2 separate regions of the Mus musculus genome follow, and region 1 is linked to region 2. The links are chromatin loops, found by intact Hi-C in ENCODE. Cell type or tissue: heart. All regions are shown on one strand. Links, peaks and the distances in the headings refer to the core of each region. The heading gives the core; the rest is flanking DNA. Region 1 overlaps Gm15270 (predicted gene 15270). Region 2 overlaps Gm15270 (predicted gene 15270).

Region 1 (9,211 bases), core at 886-8,885, 83 kb after region 2:
GAACACTTTCAGTTATGAACCTTGACTCTATATTGCTCATATTTTTAGTGCTGAAAATAAACCAGTTTCCAAAGTATCAGACAATAGTGTTTTGCAAAATGCTAAATATGGAAAGTCCTATATAGTCTCAGGCATTGGAACACTCTGTTGGTGGCACCATTTAGATAGGTAGAGGAGATGTGGCCTTGATGGAAGAACTGTGTCTCTTGGGGCTTTGAGGTTTCAAAGCCTTGAACTATTCCAAGTACAGTGCTCGTGTGTGTGTGTGTGTGTGTGTGTGTGTGTGTGTGTGTGTGTTTGATCATATGAGTTAAGATGTGCATTCTAAACTGGTTGCTCCAGAAGCCATGGCAAACACTGCTGTGCTGGTCATCTTGATCTCTAACCCTCTAGAGCTGTAAGTACAAGAAACCCTTTCTTCCCTGAGTGTCTTGGTCACAGTGTATTTGTTACAGAAGGAAGGCAACCAACACACACGTTAAAACGACACAGAGAAGTTACCATCCACATCAGCTAAAGATTTATTCAACAGAATTAGAATTTACCTGCCAAGGGTAGATTTCTTTTACTATTTTCTGTTCAAGTTTACCCAAGTGGAAAAGTGTGAGATCCTTTGTGTGTGTGTGTGTGTGTGTGTGTGTGTGTGTGTGTGTGTAACTTTTGTATTTTGAGCTCACCTTCAGAACTCAGCTTATGATGATGAGCCCTGAACTAGGAGTACGTTTCTCTACATAGACGTGTATTTGCTTTAATGGTATCCTGGGATAACTCTAGAAACACTTTTATTCCTCATTTTGGACTTTCTTATATCCAACACACAGCTATAAGTGTGAACCCAAACCTGTACTTTGGTGAGTATCTGTCCCCTAAGTTAAAATGAAGACAAATTGACTTCCATTTTGCTTCTCTTTCCCAAATGGTGGGAGTGGCTATTATCTATCCACCTTCCCTCATAGCTTGTTGGGCAGGGTATACCATTAAGCCCAGAATCTCCATTATACACAACAATTTGCAGCTATTTAAGTTAGAACTTAGCTATTCCCCATCCCTGGAATCAGTCAAAATCCTCAGGGCAGCTTTGATTTCAGCCTTATTTCTCCCCCACTTGACTGTAATTAGCCTTTCTTCTCAGACACTGGAGACTTCCCCATTTTCTTTCTTGGCCAGCAATGCCTTTTCATTTGGAAAATATTTATTTAATGCAATATATACATGGAAAAATTGGTTTGTTATAAGCGTCCAGCTTAAGTCCCCACAAATTAAGCTTGTGTATGTTACTTCTGGTTGAATTAACTCAAGAACATTGTCAGAGTCCCGTGCCTTTCTCCTGTTCTCTAAAAGGCATTTCCTAGTTCCACCACACAGTCTCTCACCCGATTGACTGTTTTCTTTCAGAACTCTCCTTGTTTGCTTTTGTATTTTAGATAAATAGAATGATGTACCTTTGTTGTTCGTTTTCTCTAAAGGACAACCTTTCAGTATTCCATGAAGTTCACCATCAGTGGAACAACAATATGTCTAGTGTGCATGTGAATTATTTCAGCATCTATTTCTTTTAAAGACTTGTACTAAACGTATTATTTTTAGCTGCCCTGTTCCCATAAAGATGTGTTTTATACTTCCACCCCTAACCCTACAGCAGGACTGCCCAATGTCCTTACAGTTCCCAGTGACAGGAATCAGTTCCTCTCAAGACATAAGTCTTTTCCAGCTGTCTCCTACATCTCAGATCAGCTGATATTTAACATTTAATCTTGCTAAGGTCAAATGTTCTCAATTAGTTATCATTGTTTGTGTTTTTCAGCCTCCAAAGTATTCCGTCATTTGACAAGTGATTTTGTTTTGCTTTATATCTGGATTGCCAGATTTAGCAAATAAAGTTATGTAACAACAATACCAGTTAAATTGAAATTTCAGATAAACAATGACTTTTTGTTTAAAGTACCATACCAGTATCTTCTGTAAGAACAAATTACACATAATAAATGTTCTGATAAATGTGATAGAAAAGAAGAAATGTGTTAGTGGGAGTAAAGTTCATAGGGGATAAGGCTTCACTTCAGGCGAGAAGTGTAAGCCAAAGAAACCCTTTCTTCCCCAACTTGCTGTTTTGGTTGTGGTATTAATTCACAGCAATAGAAACCCTAATTAAGGCAGGGGTAATAAATGCTGACTCATGAAGATAACAGTGGATGTTGTTTCCTCTTTCTATAATTTGCCTTCAGTTCTTTCCCTATTATGAATGTGGAAATAGGGAAAAAAAAACCCTCAAAACTACACATACTGACTCGTGTCTGATGTCCCTTTGATTTTGATTTAATAAAGATAAATAAGTAAATAATAAAATATATGTATATATTAAATAATATTAGTAATGTCTTAATAAAACAGAAAACATTCAATAAATTACTTCTAAAACAGAACTAGAAGATCTGGAATGCAATGGTTTACAAAAATGAAGTGTTTTCAACTTGACAATGTTTTAAGCATTTTTTTATTAGTTTTTACATCATTCTTTTAACGATCTCTCATGCCTCGTGGACCTACTTTAGAAGACCTTCCAATTAAAATGTGGTCCAGCCCAATGTTCCTTCTAGATTCAGGAAGAGCACATAAGCTTTAATAGCAGCTGTACCTTCATCAAACGGCTCCATGTTTCTCATCCGGCCTGTCAGGGCCCTTGGTAGAACTTGAGAATGGGGAATAAGTTGCTGCCTCTGCCCATTTCTGTTTCCCAAGTATAAATAATTCCTCTTATAAACCAGAACCTTCCCTCAAGGCCTAGTAGAGATTTGACACTTCAAGAAGTTTTTTTCTTGATCTCTGAACTCAGTTCTCCAACACCAAGCCTGAGGTAATTGTTGTGTCTCAAAGCTCCCAGGGCCTTTGCTTTCCAATGAATAAAGAATAGAGTTCTTCAGAAAATACAGCAGCTCACAAAAGATGCGCAAGAATATCAGCCACAGATACAGCTCTCACATAGGAATACATGCTTGCACTGCAGAGTGGGCTACCCTTCTCTTCCACTGTGTGAAGATTCACATTGATGGGATTTATAAGAAAGCCTACAGCGCCTGTCACAATAGTTAATGAGTTTCTGTCTTGTCTTTTCCAACTAAAATCACTGCGGCATTAAGATTAGGTTTTCTTTTCTTTTTTTTTTTTTTAATATGATCAGTTGTAGTTAGAAACTGCAACCAGAAATGGTGATGATAGTGACTTCCACCATTGTTTTTATGTATCTCCTTTATGAATTCAACTCTTTGCTATCCTCTAACTACAGCAAGAGTCTTCCCTTGGGGACCTCTTGTGTAGTCTCTACAGTTTCCATGTATCTTCTTCCTGGTCCCTGCTTTTTTCTGAACCATTCCATCCCCCATAGCATTATTGCTCTTTCAATAAAGTAACGTCTTGGTATTCCTCAATCATGAGGCTGTGTTCCATTCCCTCATGGTAGCATAGCATGGCTACTTCCAAGACTTAATTTGCCCTATGTAGCCTTTAAGTTACAGTTAGAAAACCACATGGTTCTATGCATGTGTGGCAATCACAACTGCAATGGTCTGACCTAGAGTTTGTATACTTTAGTCACTTTAAAGGAAAGGGGATAAATGTCATAGCTGTGACTCATGCCTGTCTCAGAACAGGAGCATGGCCTGTACAGGGAGACCTGTGGAAGCTCTGCCTTCTTGGGGCGTGAGAGGAAAACTGGAAGCAGACAGAATGGCTTCCAAAGATGTCTTAACACTTAGAGAAACGGTCAAGTGGGTGCAGAAAACACTTATATCCCAAATCAGTAAGTTCTGGAAATGTTAAGATCTGTTTGTAAAATGCAGAACTCATGGGGAATTCATTTCCAACAGATTGCAGGATAGTTATGAACAGTCAGGAAAATAATTGATTACCATTGGAACAGGTTTTTTTTATAACTAATATTTGATCTTGCTTTCAAGTGGTCACTTTGAGATCTTCCATGAACTGCCTGTTTAAATAACCAACATACACTGTGCTCTTGCTTTCCCCACAAACCTCCATTTGTTTTTGTCCCTTAATCTTAACATCCATAGTTTTACACAGCACAGTCATAGTTTTACAAAGTGCACCACTCAAGAGTTACGAAAAATGAGCCGGGCATGGTAGCTCACACCTTTAATCCCAGCACTCGGGAGGCAGAGGCAGGCGGATTTCTGAGTTCGAGGCCAGCCTGGTCTACAAAGTGAGTTCCAGGACAGGTAGGGCTATACAGAGAAACCCTGTCTCAAAAAAAAAAAAAAAAAAAAAGAGTTACGAAAAATTACTCTGCCTCCAGGAAGGTCTATATCTGATCCCCACCAGATCAGACACCGAGCAATAAGAAATTACCATTGCTTAGAAATGTGATTTAGAACATGAAAAATTGCTCTCAATAAGCCTGTGGTAACTAAACCTACTGTCACCCAGCCTGGCTGATGACAAAACTATAAACTCTTGGCTCTACCTTCCTCAAATGTGTTTTCTGCTTGTCTCTCTACAGGAGTGTTCCCTGTAACACCAGGATAGCAGAAAAGAACTATTTTCTGATCAGCGTGTAGTACAGTTCTTGCTGCTATTTCTTAAAAAAAAAAAAGTATCAAAAATATCAATGACATGCATTTCTTTCAGATAGGGGGAAGTCTGTCTGTGGTTTAGCTAGAGGATTTATTGATAAATTTTCAAACAAAGGAGGTGAGAAAGGAAATAGGCCATCTAGAGCAGACCACATAATATATCTCAGTTCTTTTCATCCTCCTAACAACACAGTTATTACATTTAATACACAAGAAACCTAAGCGCCAAAGGACTCAAGCATCTTAGATGATTCACACAATGTCTAGGGAAAGGAGACTTTGACCTGAGCCTACATCGCCGCCTTCCCTTTAAATCTTCATTCCTTTCTCCAGGGTGGTCACAGACAAATTCTGCCCAAATTTAACCTAAGCCCTTGATCGTTTAAAGGTTAAAACCTGTCTCTGTTCAGGGAGTAAATCCCAGAAAAAGCCCTGCATGCCCAGTGCTAGCTGCATGTTTAACCTGGAGATTTGCTACAATAGCAGCCCCTCTGGAAACTGGCCAGGTCTTTAGCCTCCCTGGCACACAGCACAGTGACTCAGGTCAGACTACAGCCGCTCAGAACAAACCCTTCAAAACAGGACCTCAAAAATGTCAATGACTAAGGTACTATTGTTCTCAAATGACCTTGGTTAGGGGCAGAGACCACTCGTGTTCATAAAATAAAAAGCAATGCAAGATGAGAACGTTATGCTGATTGACTTCACTGTTTTCAAGATTTAAAAATAACATTTTTTGAAATTGTTTTGCTTTTGTTTTTGTTTTTATAGCGTTATCAGCTGATTATGGGATAGTCTGAGAAGTGGAAGTACTCCTTCAAATCTTGTTTCTTCCTCTTCTGAAGGACATAAAAGCTAAGCCTTCAGTGAAGTTGCCCTCTGAAGGCCAACGGGAAGTATTTGTTTTGTCTTATGTGTAAAACCGGAGTTAGCATCCAAAAGAACTAGATGTCCCCATGAAAAATGAAAAAGATCATGGTAAACAGCTGGAGAGAGCAGATAGCATGTTGCCCTGTGTGCATTCCTCACAGGCCCCTCACGCTGCTCCCTTCAGACGGAGAAAACATTTCCTGCCTCGGTGCATAGCAGAGGAAGACAAGAGGCCTGCAATGACCTCAGAAGGCTCTGGCAGTTTTCCAAAGGCCTTGAGCAGAATTATCTCAAAGCTTCTATCAATGCAGTGAGCCTTTTCGGTATGGTGTGGAACACTTCTGCACTCAACAGGATAGATAACAGTTGCTGTAGAGGGTCCTCTTTACAACCAATGGAAATATGTTCATCAGTGATGCAGAAGAGGGCATCATTATTAATAATACGTTTCTCTAACCTTCTTCACTCCTAGCCCACCATAATTTTTTAAAGGCAGACAGTAATTTAATAATGCCCATAATATGCTATAGAATATAATATATCCTGTCATTGAATGAATAATAGTAGTTGACATTATTCAAGCACGTGCTGCGCCTCTGGTACTGAGCTTAGAAATAGAGTACGAAGCATGCAAGTCAATGGAGCTGCTAGCCTATTCCTTATTCTGTGAGCCAGAACTTCTAGGGAAGCTCTAACACAGATCAGGGGTCAAACCTGCTCCCTCAGCATTTATAAGTCGATTGATTTAGATGTGTGTAGTACATATATAGCTAAGCTACTATAGAAGCATACAATAAAACTCAGAAATACACGAGAGTATGATAAAAAACTTAACATGTTGGGAAAGCAGGTATTTTTTAAAGGGCATGCAAGGCACACACAACCAAGACAGGGCTAAATAGTGTGCTTTAAATAATATTAAAGGGAATACAGAATTGAGAGGTAGAGAGAGCCATTTTTGAAGCCAGTCAGTGATGGTTCCTATGCAGCATGGCTTGCTGTGGCCTAAGGAAAAGAAAGCATCTAGGAAGACTGGATAAGAGAATGAGGACCACAGAAAGGAAGCACGCTGCCCATGCTGAGCAGTGAGCTTTTATTCCTGCACCCATTAGAGTGTTGTTAGAAGTCTACACAGAATCCACGTGAGCCATTAACCATTAGGTTATCTTTTGTTTGTTTGACTACTGTACTGGCTAGTTTTGTGTCAACTTGACACAGCTGGAGTTATCACAGAGAAAGGAGCTTCAGTTGAGGAAATGCCTCCATGAGATCCAACTGTAAGGCATTTTCTCAATTAGTGATCAAAGGGGAAAGGCTCCTTGTGGGTGGAACCATCTCTGGGCTGGTAGTCTTGGGTTCTATAAGAGAGCAGGCTGAGCAGGCCAGGGGAAGCAAGCCAGTAAAGAACATCCCTCCGTGGCCTCTGCATCAGCTCCGGCTTTCTGACCTGCTTGAGTTCCAGTCCTGACTTCCTTGGTGATGAATAGCAGTATGGAAGTGTAAGCTGAATAAACCCTTTCCTCCCCTACCTGCTTCTTGGTCATGACGTTTGTGCAGGAATAGAAACCCTGACTAAGACAACTACCAAGTTATTTCCTGAAGAAGGGCAAAGAGAAAGAAGAGGCCACATCTGTTACAAAATAATGAGAAAGTAGAAAAAGAAGATAAAATTAACAGGTACAGAATATTAAATGCATGCATGATGATACGATTACCAAAACCTAAAGGGGACTCATCTCCTGAAGCTTGGGAAAGAGAAAGGGAATTTCCAGCACCAAACATGGGGCTACCTTTGTTTTTCTACAGCTGATCCTCCCCATGGCACTTCCATCTAAGTCTCTTGCTCCCCAGTGACTAGAATTTACATTTATAGTCCCTATTCCTGTCTCTGGGCTCTACATGGAAAGCCCATTCTTTTTCTTTTGCATCTGCTCTCAGACCACACACACTCAAACACACACACTGACACACACAGATATTCACACACAGAGACACGCAGGCAGACACACACACTCACACACACATGCACTCACACACACACGTACACATGTGTGCCATTAACCATTAGGTAAAGTTTTGTTTGTTTGACAACTAAGTTATTTCCTAAGAAAGGGCAAAGAGAAGAAAGAGGTCACATGTGTTACAAAATAATGAAAAAGTAGAAAAAGAAGAGAAAAAATTCTTCATACTTTGGATTTACATACTTTGTAGATCCTTAAGCAACAACATGAGAATTTCCTCAAATTACATCATCTCTTTTATTTAAATATTTTGTATTAGATATTTTTGTTATTTACATTTCATATGTTATCTCCTTTCCTAGTTTCCCCTCCAAAAATCCTCTACCCCTTTCCTCCTCCCCCACTGCTCACCAACCCACCCACTCCTGCTTCCTGGCCCTGGCATTCCCCTATACTGTGTCATAGAACCTTCACAGGACCAAGGGCCTCTCCTTCCATTGATGACTGACTAGGCCATCCTCTGCTACATATGCAGCTAGAGCCATGAGTCCCACAATGTGTTTTCTTTGATTGGTGGTCTAGTCCCAGGGAGCTCTGGGGATACTGGTCAGTTCATATTGTTGTTCCTCCTATGGGGCTGCAAACTCCTTCAGCTCCTTAGGTACTTTTCTCTAGCTCATTCATTGGGGACCCTGTGCTCAATCCAATGGATGGCTGTGAGCATCCACCTCAGTATTTGTCAGGCACTGGCAGAGACTCTCAGGAAACAGCTATATTAGGCTCCTGTCAGCAAGCTTTGTTGACATCCACAATAATGTCTAGGTGTGGTGGTTGTTTATGAGATGGATCCCCAGGTGGGACAGTCATTGAATGGTCATGCCTTCAGTCTCTGCTCTGAAGTTTGTCTCTGTAACTCATTCCATGGGTATTTTGTCCCCCTTCTAAGAAGGATCAAAGTATGCACACTTTGGTCTTTCTTCTTCTTGAGTTTCATGTGTTTTGCAAATTGTATCTTGGGTATTCTGAGCTTCTGGGCTAATATCCACTTATCAGTGAGTATATATCATGTGTGTTCTTTTGTTATTGGGTTACCTCACTTAGGATGATATCCTCCAGATGCATCTATTTGTCTGAAAATTTCAAGAATTCATTGTTTTTAATAGCTGAGTAATACTCCATTGTGTAAATGTACCACATTTTCTGTATCCATTCCTCTGTTGAGGGACATCGGGGTTCTTTCTGGTTATTATAAATAAGGCTGCTATGAACATAGTAGAACATGTGTCCTTATTACAAGTTGGAACATCTTCTGGGTATATTCCCAGGAGAGGTATTGCTGGATCTCCTGATAATACTATGTCCACTTTTCTGAGAAACCAACAAACTGATTTCCAGAGTGGTTGTACCTGCTAACAATCCCACCAGCAATGGAGGAATGTTTCTCTTTCTCCACATCCTTGCCAGCATCTGCTGTCACATGAATTTTTGATCTTAGCCATTCTGATTGGTGTGAGGCGAAATCTCAGGGTTGTTTTGATTTGCATTTCCCTGATGATTAAGGATGTTAAACATTTTTAGGTGCTTCTCGGCCATTCGGTATTCCTTAGTTGAGAATTCTTTAGCAAGTCTCTGAAGAAAGAAATTGAAGATCTCAGAAGGTGAAAAGATCTCCCATGCTCATGGATTGGCAGGATTAATATAGTAAAAGTGGCCATCTTGCTGAATGCAATCTACAGGTTCAATGCAATCCCCATCAAAATTCCAACTCAATTCTTCATCGAGTTAGAAAGGGCA
Region 2 (9,211 bases), core at 753-8,752:
GGAATCCCAGCACTTCGAGGCAGATGCAGGAGGATGACTTGAAGTTTGAGGCCAGTCTGGTCTGGATAGGGAGTTCTGCTGTAGTTCTGGCTACAAAGGGAGAAACCTGTTTCAAACCGAATTAACCAAACTGAAAGCACAAAAGGAAAAGGAAGCAGGTGTGAGAGGCCCAGGATAGATGTCCTTTCACAGCAGGAGGTAAGGCAGTCCTGGTAAACCTGTTTGGTATACTCATTTTTGATGTTTACTATTAGAACAAACTCGGAAAAATGCTTAAATTAAGCAAATTCACATTTAGTTCTAGAGAAAGGAAATTATCCAGAGGAAGTGTCACAGAGAAATCAGTGCACCAGGAATCACTGTGTTGTGTTTTGTTTTGTTACTAATTCACATCCGGATTACATCCCCCTCCTTTCTTTCCTCCTAGTCCCATTCTTACAAATCCCTACACCCATTGCCCCCTCCCTTATCCTCAGAGAAGTGGATTCCACACCTTGTGTACTACTCCACTCTGAGGGATCTAGTGGAAAAAAGAAAGCAGCTTCAATAAATGGTGATGGTCTAATAATTGGATGTCTGCGTGTAGAAGAATGGGAGTAGACCCATATTCACCACTCTGCACAAAACTCAAGTCCAAGTGGATCAAAGAGCTCAACATAAAACCACACACACTAAATCTAATAGAACACAAACCGTGGAATAACCCTGGACTCACTGGTACAGGACACAACTTCCTGAACAGAACACTCACAGCTCAGGCTCTAAGATCAACAACTGATAAATGGGACCTCATGAAAGCAAAAAAAAAAAAAAAAAACTCTGTAAGGCAAAGGAGAATGTCAATAGGACAAACAGAAAAATTGGGAAAGGATCTTCATTAACACTACATCTGACAGAGGGTTAATATTTAAAATGTATAAAAATTCAAGGATCGCTGGTCTTTAATAAAACTCTCACCTCTAAGGAAGGGACAGATTATGGCCCAATATATTTAAGTGTATTTGTGTATAGTATATGTCTGTGCTAAGGAACAGTTCACCAAAGCTCACTCACATTTTGGCCTATCTTGGGAGAAAAAACATTGACTGTCTTATCTGGACCACCTCATTGAGGATCTCTGTTTTTTAAGAAAATGAGTGAGAGATGGTGTTTCCCACTAGAACAAAAAGTCTGCCATGTTTGCTGCCTATTCACATAAAGTCAATGTCTCCCTCCAGGGGAAGGGAATAAAAGAAGAGATAGTGTTATTTTCTATTTAAAATTTATATTTTGCAGGCATAGAGATCTAGAAGGAAAACCACCTTGTATACTTGCTCCATCTGGACCCATCTTTGTCATTTCCTCAAGGTTTGGGGGACAAAGAAAAGTCTCAGAAGGAGGCTGGTGTCTGTGGCCTTCATTGGGCTACAGTAGTCTTTCAGCTTTCACTTAGTAGGCGCTCGTCATGCTTTGCATCGACAAAATGGTAGACTAGATTGTTAGCTTGCAGGATAGATAATCCTACTTGTCAACTTGCCAAACCTGGGAAGAAGAAACCTCAACTGAGATACTGTCTCCATCAGATTGTTCCGTGGGCGTGTCTATGGCAACAGTGACCTCTGATAATAAACAGGAAAATGGGGTCCTGCAGGCAAAACCAGGGCTGGCTTTAGAACAGCAATGGAGATTAAGAATGATAAACCTATTAAAGCTCTGGTTGAAAAAATAAATGTAGTTGCAAAATTATCAGATTATACAATCAAACAAACAAAAAAAGGAAGTGTCTAGCTTTTATTATTTATTATTCATGTCTTCTGAAATGCAATGCTATAACCAATAAATGTCCTAACAAGAAGATCTCCCTTCCATTTATGGAGACTCGGGAACTGATTCTCTCAGATCCCTTCCTGCACAGCCTTCAATCATTACCACACCAAACAGACAGACAGAGCTCACTGAAGGTATTGGTGGACTCTTACTGAAATAGCACTTTGAAGGGTCTGAGATGGGAACTCGGTGCTGCTATCATTGTACATCTTCCAGATGGTGAAGAATGTATTCAGGAGCAGCAGATTGAAGTAAATCATTTGGGGTCCTATGAAAATCTTTACTTTTGTAGGACTGTTCAATTACATAATGAATTGGGGGGCTGGCCCGGTGTTATTTCCTATCAATTTGCTTATTTCTGTCTTCTTTCCTTTCTTTAAATTAATTTTCTTTCTTCTTTTCTTTCTTTCTTTTCACTCTCTCTTTCTTTCTTTGTTCTTTCCTATCTCTTCATATATTTTTTAAAACAGCACCTTTTAAAACTGTTTCTCATCCTTGCTGTGGTTGCTAATGGCAACAGAAGGAATGTACTAGGGTATGATAATAATCCCCCATTAAATCTCTAGTGTTTAAAATTTAATGCTATAATTCAAGAGCTGACAAAAGCCCATTGAGTGTGTCCATAGGGAGGAAAGCCGGCCGCCCATTCTCTCAGTGGTGATGCTATAGCAACATGGAATGAATTTAGGGTCAAGGAACAACCCGTCTCCATGCTTTGTTTGCATTTCCTGGCTAAGAGTAAAATCCAAACTTATAAAGTTTGCCCAAATACCTAGTTATTTTGAGAATCAGGAAGATAACTCACCCTCTCACCATGTTGTATAACAAAAGCTGGGAGGCAGGTAAGGAAACCAGAAGCAAATGGGGAAAGACACACTAAGGAGAGCTCCAGGAAAGGATTGTCTGAGTGGCCTCATGAGGGACGCCTATGATCCACCACCCCTTCCCTGAAACTCAGCACTTCTTGCCTGGACAAATGGTGTTTTAGAACATGGAGAAGTATTACAATCTGCAAGATTCCTTTCTGAAAGGAGACAAAGGAGGACTGATGGGCAGTCCCTGTGTGTGACCCCTTATAGCGGTGCAAGACGTGGCAGAGCAGGGTGGGGTTGTTTTTTTGTCTAGCACTTTATAATGGCACTTTTGTTTCTATGGAATTTTCTGCCAGAATAAACAAGTACACCTGAATCACAATTGCCTATTGTGCAGCAGAAAGAAAAAGGAAGAATGAAGAAAAGCCCATTCCAAGAAGTTTATACCACCAACTTTTCTCTTTCGGGTTTGGTGACAAACATCCTCATATTGAGCCAGTGCTCAGGAATATAAAATAGTATATAAATAGTATATAAAATAGTATATGCTTAGGGTGTTTAGTTAGTAGAGTGTTCTAGTTAAAGACCACATTGATATGGTATCCAAAATACTAGGATGCTAGAGTTTCTAGTGCACAGCACTGGTGTAAGCATTTTAAGCAATGCAGCACAGTGGCTTTCGGACCTGCTAACTTTCATCCCCTCTTCCTGGTGCTCACGGATTCACACTTCACCAGTAAAACTCTTACCTTCCGATCATGTCAGCAAGAGCAGCACCCCAAACCTACAATTCTCCAAATCCTAATGGTAACTAGAGCTGTCTTTCAAAAACCGTACAATGTTTCTTCTCTCTTCAAAAGTCTGTGATGTCTAGAGAACCAACCTCACACTTCTCCACATGACTCTGCTCTTCCAGGGAATCCACAGTGTATACACGAGTTTTCATTTTACGGTGCTTACCACTGCCTCCCACTGTACCTAGGCAAAAGCCCCTGCCTAGAATTTTTGATTATTCTTTCCAAAGTTCAGGCCTAATTTAAATATTCCTGTTTCCATGAAAGCCTTTCATATGAATTCTTCCAGAAAATAATTCACTTTTGTTATTATTGCATTTGCTTATTATTAATTCATTGGTGTGTAAATTTGTCATCAAACTTACAAAGCAGATAAAAACAACATATAAAATGTATAAAAATACCATAAGGAAATCCACTATTTTGTACTTTGATATCACTACTAAAAATAGAAGATTAAAATTCTGTGACAGTGAATCATTGAATAATACATAGTAAATGAGCCAGCATTTGTGTGCAACAGAGGTATTAGAAAAAGAAGAGGGTGTAAGTAGAAAAAATTACTCAAAGAAATACAACTTGAACATGTCAGAGCTTTGTCTGCTCACCATTAAAAGGCTAGAACCAAATATAAAGAAAGTACAGAGGGGAACACCAGGCACATTATATTAAGCTGCTGGAAACTAAAGCTGGAGAGAACACACGTGAACCAAGAAGAAGAGGCATATGAGTTATTACCAGCCATGAGAAAGAAGGTAGACCTCTTAACAGACATGAAGAAGATGAGAAGATCGTGGAACGGTAGCTTTAAACCAACCTAAGTTCTTACTGTTTTGTCCACTGGCATGTATCCCCACCATGGACAGAAACTCGGGTACCATACCTTCCCCATCATAAAACTGAGCCAAAATAAATCCTCCCTAAACTTGCTTCTTGTCAGGCATTTAGTGACAGCCACAGGGAAAGTAGCACAGCCAGCAGCATTATCAAGCTTATATTCCCCCTGTGCCTCCATTAGCTGGTGACTATTTGAGTTTATTGTAGGATGCCATCGGGCCAGTGACACTGTCCCTATAAAGTGAGGATATAGTCAACTGGATGAAGAACCAACCTATCACATAAAAGAAAATGTTTATGAATTTTATAACTAATATACAAACAACTCAAAACAAATATGTTTTCAGTAAGTAAAGGACCAAAATGAACATTTTTTGAAGAGATATGTACAAATGGCCAACAGAGGGATGAGAAGCTGTTCATGACCATTAATCATTGGGGATTTGCAAATTGAAACCATAATGGCATCTTATCTGACACCTGTTATGACAGACATTATCCAGAAGTCGGGAGACAAATGTTGACAAGGTTTTGGAGAATAGGAAACCCTTGGGAATTGTTTGTGTGGGTAAAAATTACTGTGAACTTGTAGACAGCAGAGAAGTTCCTTATAGTTTACAGTTTTAGAACAGTGAGATACTGACGCTTGGGGCCATTCTTATTAGGAATGGTTCAGTGTTGGAAGATGCTTACTCACAACCCTGGCATCTAGCCACTAGATGTCAGTAGCATTCTCCCATGGTGTAAGGACATGGACCATGTCAGGAGGGTAGGTATCTAGGGTTCTGGAATGCCCCCTAACACTTTGCCTTATTCTGATCCAATTCTTTGACTCCTGTGCTGGTGGCATGGGCTATTTTTAATTCCATGGACAATTGTATAATCTGAGGCTCTTAAGTCAGGAAAAGTAAATCCATGTCTGGGATATTTGCCGGTTCAAATTTAATTAAAAGTCAATCGCTGCCTCTTACAGGACGGAGGAAGACCAATGCTCTCAGTTTGCTACCAGGTGGCTGGTTGGTGTCTTGAAGGAATGATGCTGTATTTGGAGTTCAGTGTCAGATTCTGTTGCCATCCTGGGTGTGTGACAGTAATAGAAATTGTACCAGCCTCAGTAAATGGAAGTTTGTGTGGTTGGGCCCCTGCAAACCCTCCATCCTCACACATGGTTACTCTGTTCATGTGCCCATTCAAACACTGGAGTCTCTGATGTCAGAGGATGGCTGACACTGACTGCTCAACTTGTCTACTCTAAAAGACTTCTTGTTTAGTGACTGTCCCAGAGTTGGTGTTCTTCCTTAGACATTAACATGAAACACAGACATCTTCATCCCATTTTTTTCCATCCTCATTCCATGACCTCAGAACTTCTGGCCCTTAATCTTTCCATCTACCTCTTGCCTAACTCTTGGTCACTTCATGGATTTGTGACGCAGATCATTTTTTTCTAAACAAAAAGAAATTCGTTGTGCTGCCACAAGAGAGACCCCCCCCACCTCTCATAGAGAGTTCATAGTGAGTTCTGTCCATCTTCATCTTGAGCTACAGCTTGCAGTCCACGCTTCCTCCTTTTCTCTCTCCATGCAGCAGATGTAGCAGAAGCATAGATAGCACTACCCACATGTTGTTGAGGAGATTCTGTGTAGTAAGTCGTGATGGCTGAGATGGCAGTGTGGGGCACCAGGATGTGCTGCTCGCTTAAGGCCTGGAATGATTGGGCTGAGCCCTGTGCATCACATACAGCTTGAATCTAATTTACTGGATTCAAATATATTTTTTCAACTTTTCATTCTTATTTTTACCATCCTAAAATGAGAGCTGGAAAACAAATCTCTTCTTCTTTTTCTTTTTTCTTTCATTTTTTTATTAGATCTTTTCTTTATTTATATTTCAAATATAATATCCCCTTTCCTGGTTTCCCCTCTGAAAACCCCCTATCCCCTCCCAGTCCCCCTGCTCACCAACCTACCCACTCCCGCTTCCTGGCCCTGGCATTCCCCTATACTGGGGCATAGAACCTTCACAGGACCAAGGGCCTCTCCTCCCATTGATAACCGACTAGGTCATCGGATCATGGGGTCCCCAATGAAGGAGCTAGAGAAAGTACCCAAGGAGCTGAAGGGGTCTGCAGCCCCATAGGAGGAACAACAATATGAACTAAACAGTACCTCCAGAGCTCCCTGGGACTAAACTACCAATCAAAGAAAACACATAGTGGGACTCATGGCTCTAGCTTCATTATGTAACAAATCTCTTCTATTTCTGCCATCCTTTGAATGTAAACCTGTTGTGGTAAATCTCCAACCCAAATAAGCCCAGGCAATAAAAACACAACTCAGTTAATATGAATACATGCTGTGCGCCTATATTGGGCAGATCTACTGCTACACTACCATCTTCCCCATATAAGAGACCCCTTATAACTTGCAGTTTCTCCAGGCCAGGTGCTTCTGCTCCACTTTCCTTCTTCCTCCTCCTCCATCATCTCTCTCTCTCTCTCTCTCTCTCTCTCTCTCTCTCTCTCTCTCTCTCTCTCTCTCTCTCTCTCTCTCCCTCCCTCCCCCTCTTTATCCACCCAATCACCAGCTCTCCAGCTCTAGCCTTTATTTATAAACTAAGGTGGGAAGCAGGTTTACAGGAAATCACCTGAGTGCTGACTCATTCCTTGTTCACAGCCCCTCACAGGAGAATGGAATTAACATCAAATATAATTAGCCCCAGGGATATCCACAACATAAACCTAATTTTGTAATTTGACTGCTACTGAATCCTGGCTTTAAGATTGAGAGATTTAGCAATAGTCTTATCCGTGAACAGCTCAAGAGACCTTTTATTACTACAGTGAACAATTGAGAAATCATTACACCCGGGTCTTCAAAGCCATAACAACCTCTCTGTAGTCACAAAGCAACGTTCTAGGCATTCTGCCTTCAGTTTCTTGTTCCAACTGGTTTCATGAAGTTTAATAAATTTCTAGTTGCTACATGTAAACTATAGGATAGAGGATTTCCACTAGAGCGTCCTTCTAAGTGAACCACCCAAGCTCTCTGGCCACACTGACAAAGAGAAACCCAAGCACATCCACACCACTTTCACTGACCACACTTGGAACCCCTAGTGTGCTCTGGTATGGTTAGGTATACAAGAAAGGAGAATCATGGCTGGGTTTTCCTAAAGCCAGACTCTGGAGTGAACTTTTCTGGTTTTGACATCTGATTAACTAAGGAAGAAAAGATTTCTGTCAAGGTATATTTGTACATGCTATGAGAGCAACTTGAGGTATTAGACATTTTGACTAGTAGTCATTACGTTTACCTGTACAATTGTCCTCATCACTATGGGTCTAACAGTTATTAGAAAAAGGAAAATTACTTTAAAAGATTTTAACAAGCTCAATCTTTGACAAAACACGTTTCTGTGTTCTTTATGATAAATGCAATTTATCTACCCCAATGCCTTTTAACTTTTATTAGAAAATTACAAATGTGGATATGGTTGTTGAAACTTCACTGTGGTATAGTGGAGGGGTGTGTGTAATAAGCAGGAAAGGCAAACCCTCTTCATGTCAAAACTCAGGAATCCACACTGAGCTGTATCTTCTAACTTACATCGCAGTCTCTAAAGCACCTGTTGTATTTCCTGATATGATGCTGAAATTGGGACATAGTAGACAACACTATATGTAACACTCTATAAACTGTTTTCCTTATTCAATGAGAGATTGTGAATATCCATCAGGTTTGTTTATTTGAACATGAATTATTTCTTAAGTGACTTAAGGCTACTAGAATTCCATCATTATTTCTAATTATGCATTATTATGAATGCTATGAATACACTTGATTATCTTTGTGCACAATCTCTGCTGCCTCAATTACTATAATGGGCACAACTGTGTCAAAGGATATGGAAGTCACAGATATTGATGAATGTTATATGTGTTTTGTATCATGTGCCTGTGGTGTATGTTCTTAGTACAGACATGTGCATGTGGGTGTATATGTTTTGGAGGCTTCAGATGATTGTCATGTGTCTTCCTCAACTGTTGGCTCTATGACTTTATTTTGAGGGGCAGAGTCTCTCACTGGTCCTCATGGATTTGTCTACACTGAATAGCCCACAGACTTCACATGCCTGTTAATTCCCAATCAATGCTGGGTTATAGGTATATGTATGTCATCATGCCTAGTTCTTTATATGAATTTTGGGGCTCTGCTCTCAAGTTGCATGTTGACAGCATGTTAGCTGTTTATTAACTGGGTCAGCTTCCCAGGATAAGAGCTTTTATATTTTTATGTTTCATGTCAAACTTTCCTTCCAAATAATCATTTCTAATTAGTGTTAGTGTTTACTGTGTGTACAACATCTTTTGCTACTGAAAGGAAATGTCACTTATCTCTTAATATGTCTAGATCTTATAAAATATTTTCAACTGAACATTCAGTATCATTTGACTACAGCTCAGCAATTTTTTTTGTTTGTTTGTTAGTTTTCGAGACAAGTTTTCTTTGTATAGCCCTAGCTGTTCTGGAACTCACTCTGGAGACCAGGCTGGCTCGAACTCAGAAATCTGCCTGCCTCTGCCTCCCAAGTGCTGGGATTAAAGGCATGCGCCACTACTGCTTGGTGTACTACATTTCTTAAGGGTTTCATTACAGAATCCAGACTAGCTTTAAACTCTTTATGTCTGTAGTCCAGGATAGGCTGGGACTCATACTCTCCCTTCCTGAGACGCTTGGATGCCACAATTACAAGCATGTGCCATGGCACCTGCCTTAACCTAGTAGGTTTTTATAGATTCACTGTGATATTACATATTGGTAATCCTGTCATGTACAAATATAGTTGTATTGTGTCTTAGGATCTAAATGTCTTTTCTTTCCATTTCTCTTCATATTATACTAACAAGGACTTTCAGCATTATTGGAGGAAGGCTTGTGAGAGCATACATACCTAGCATGT

The links. Hi-C counts contacts between places; a loop is a spot of excess contacts. Peaks named below come from ENCODE experiments on the same cell type or tissue, not always from the same donor. Only the 100,000 strongest peaks of a DNase experiment are listed, where the experiment ranks them.
Region 1: it touches region 2 in a loop (2.2-fold over the local background); 1 of 42 quality-filtered maps calls a loop at or near these places.

Annotation. Positions count from the first base shown.
Region 1 is chr10:24,488,470-24,497,680 of GRCm38, forward strand. The region is part of intron 3 of Gm15270 (predicted gene 15270); the gene reads right to left. Among named protein-coding and RNA genes, the nearest start is that of Gm40615, 32 kb to the left of the region's middle. In heart, for the core only: no CTCF peak of the experiment used is centred there; DNase peaks (open chromatin) are centred at 5,092 and 5,642; H3K27ac peaks cover 967 bases.
Region 2 is chr10:24,405,197-24,414,407 of GRCm38, forward strand. The region is part of intron 3 of Gm15270 (predicted gene 15270); the gene reads right to left. Among named protein-coding and RNA genes, the nearest start is that of Gm40615, 51 kb to the right of the region's middle. In heart, for the core only: a CTCF peak has its summit at 4,964 (motif pointing right); no DNase peak of the experiment used is centred there.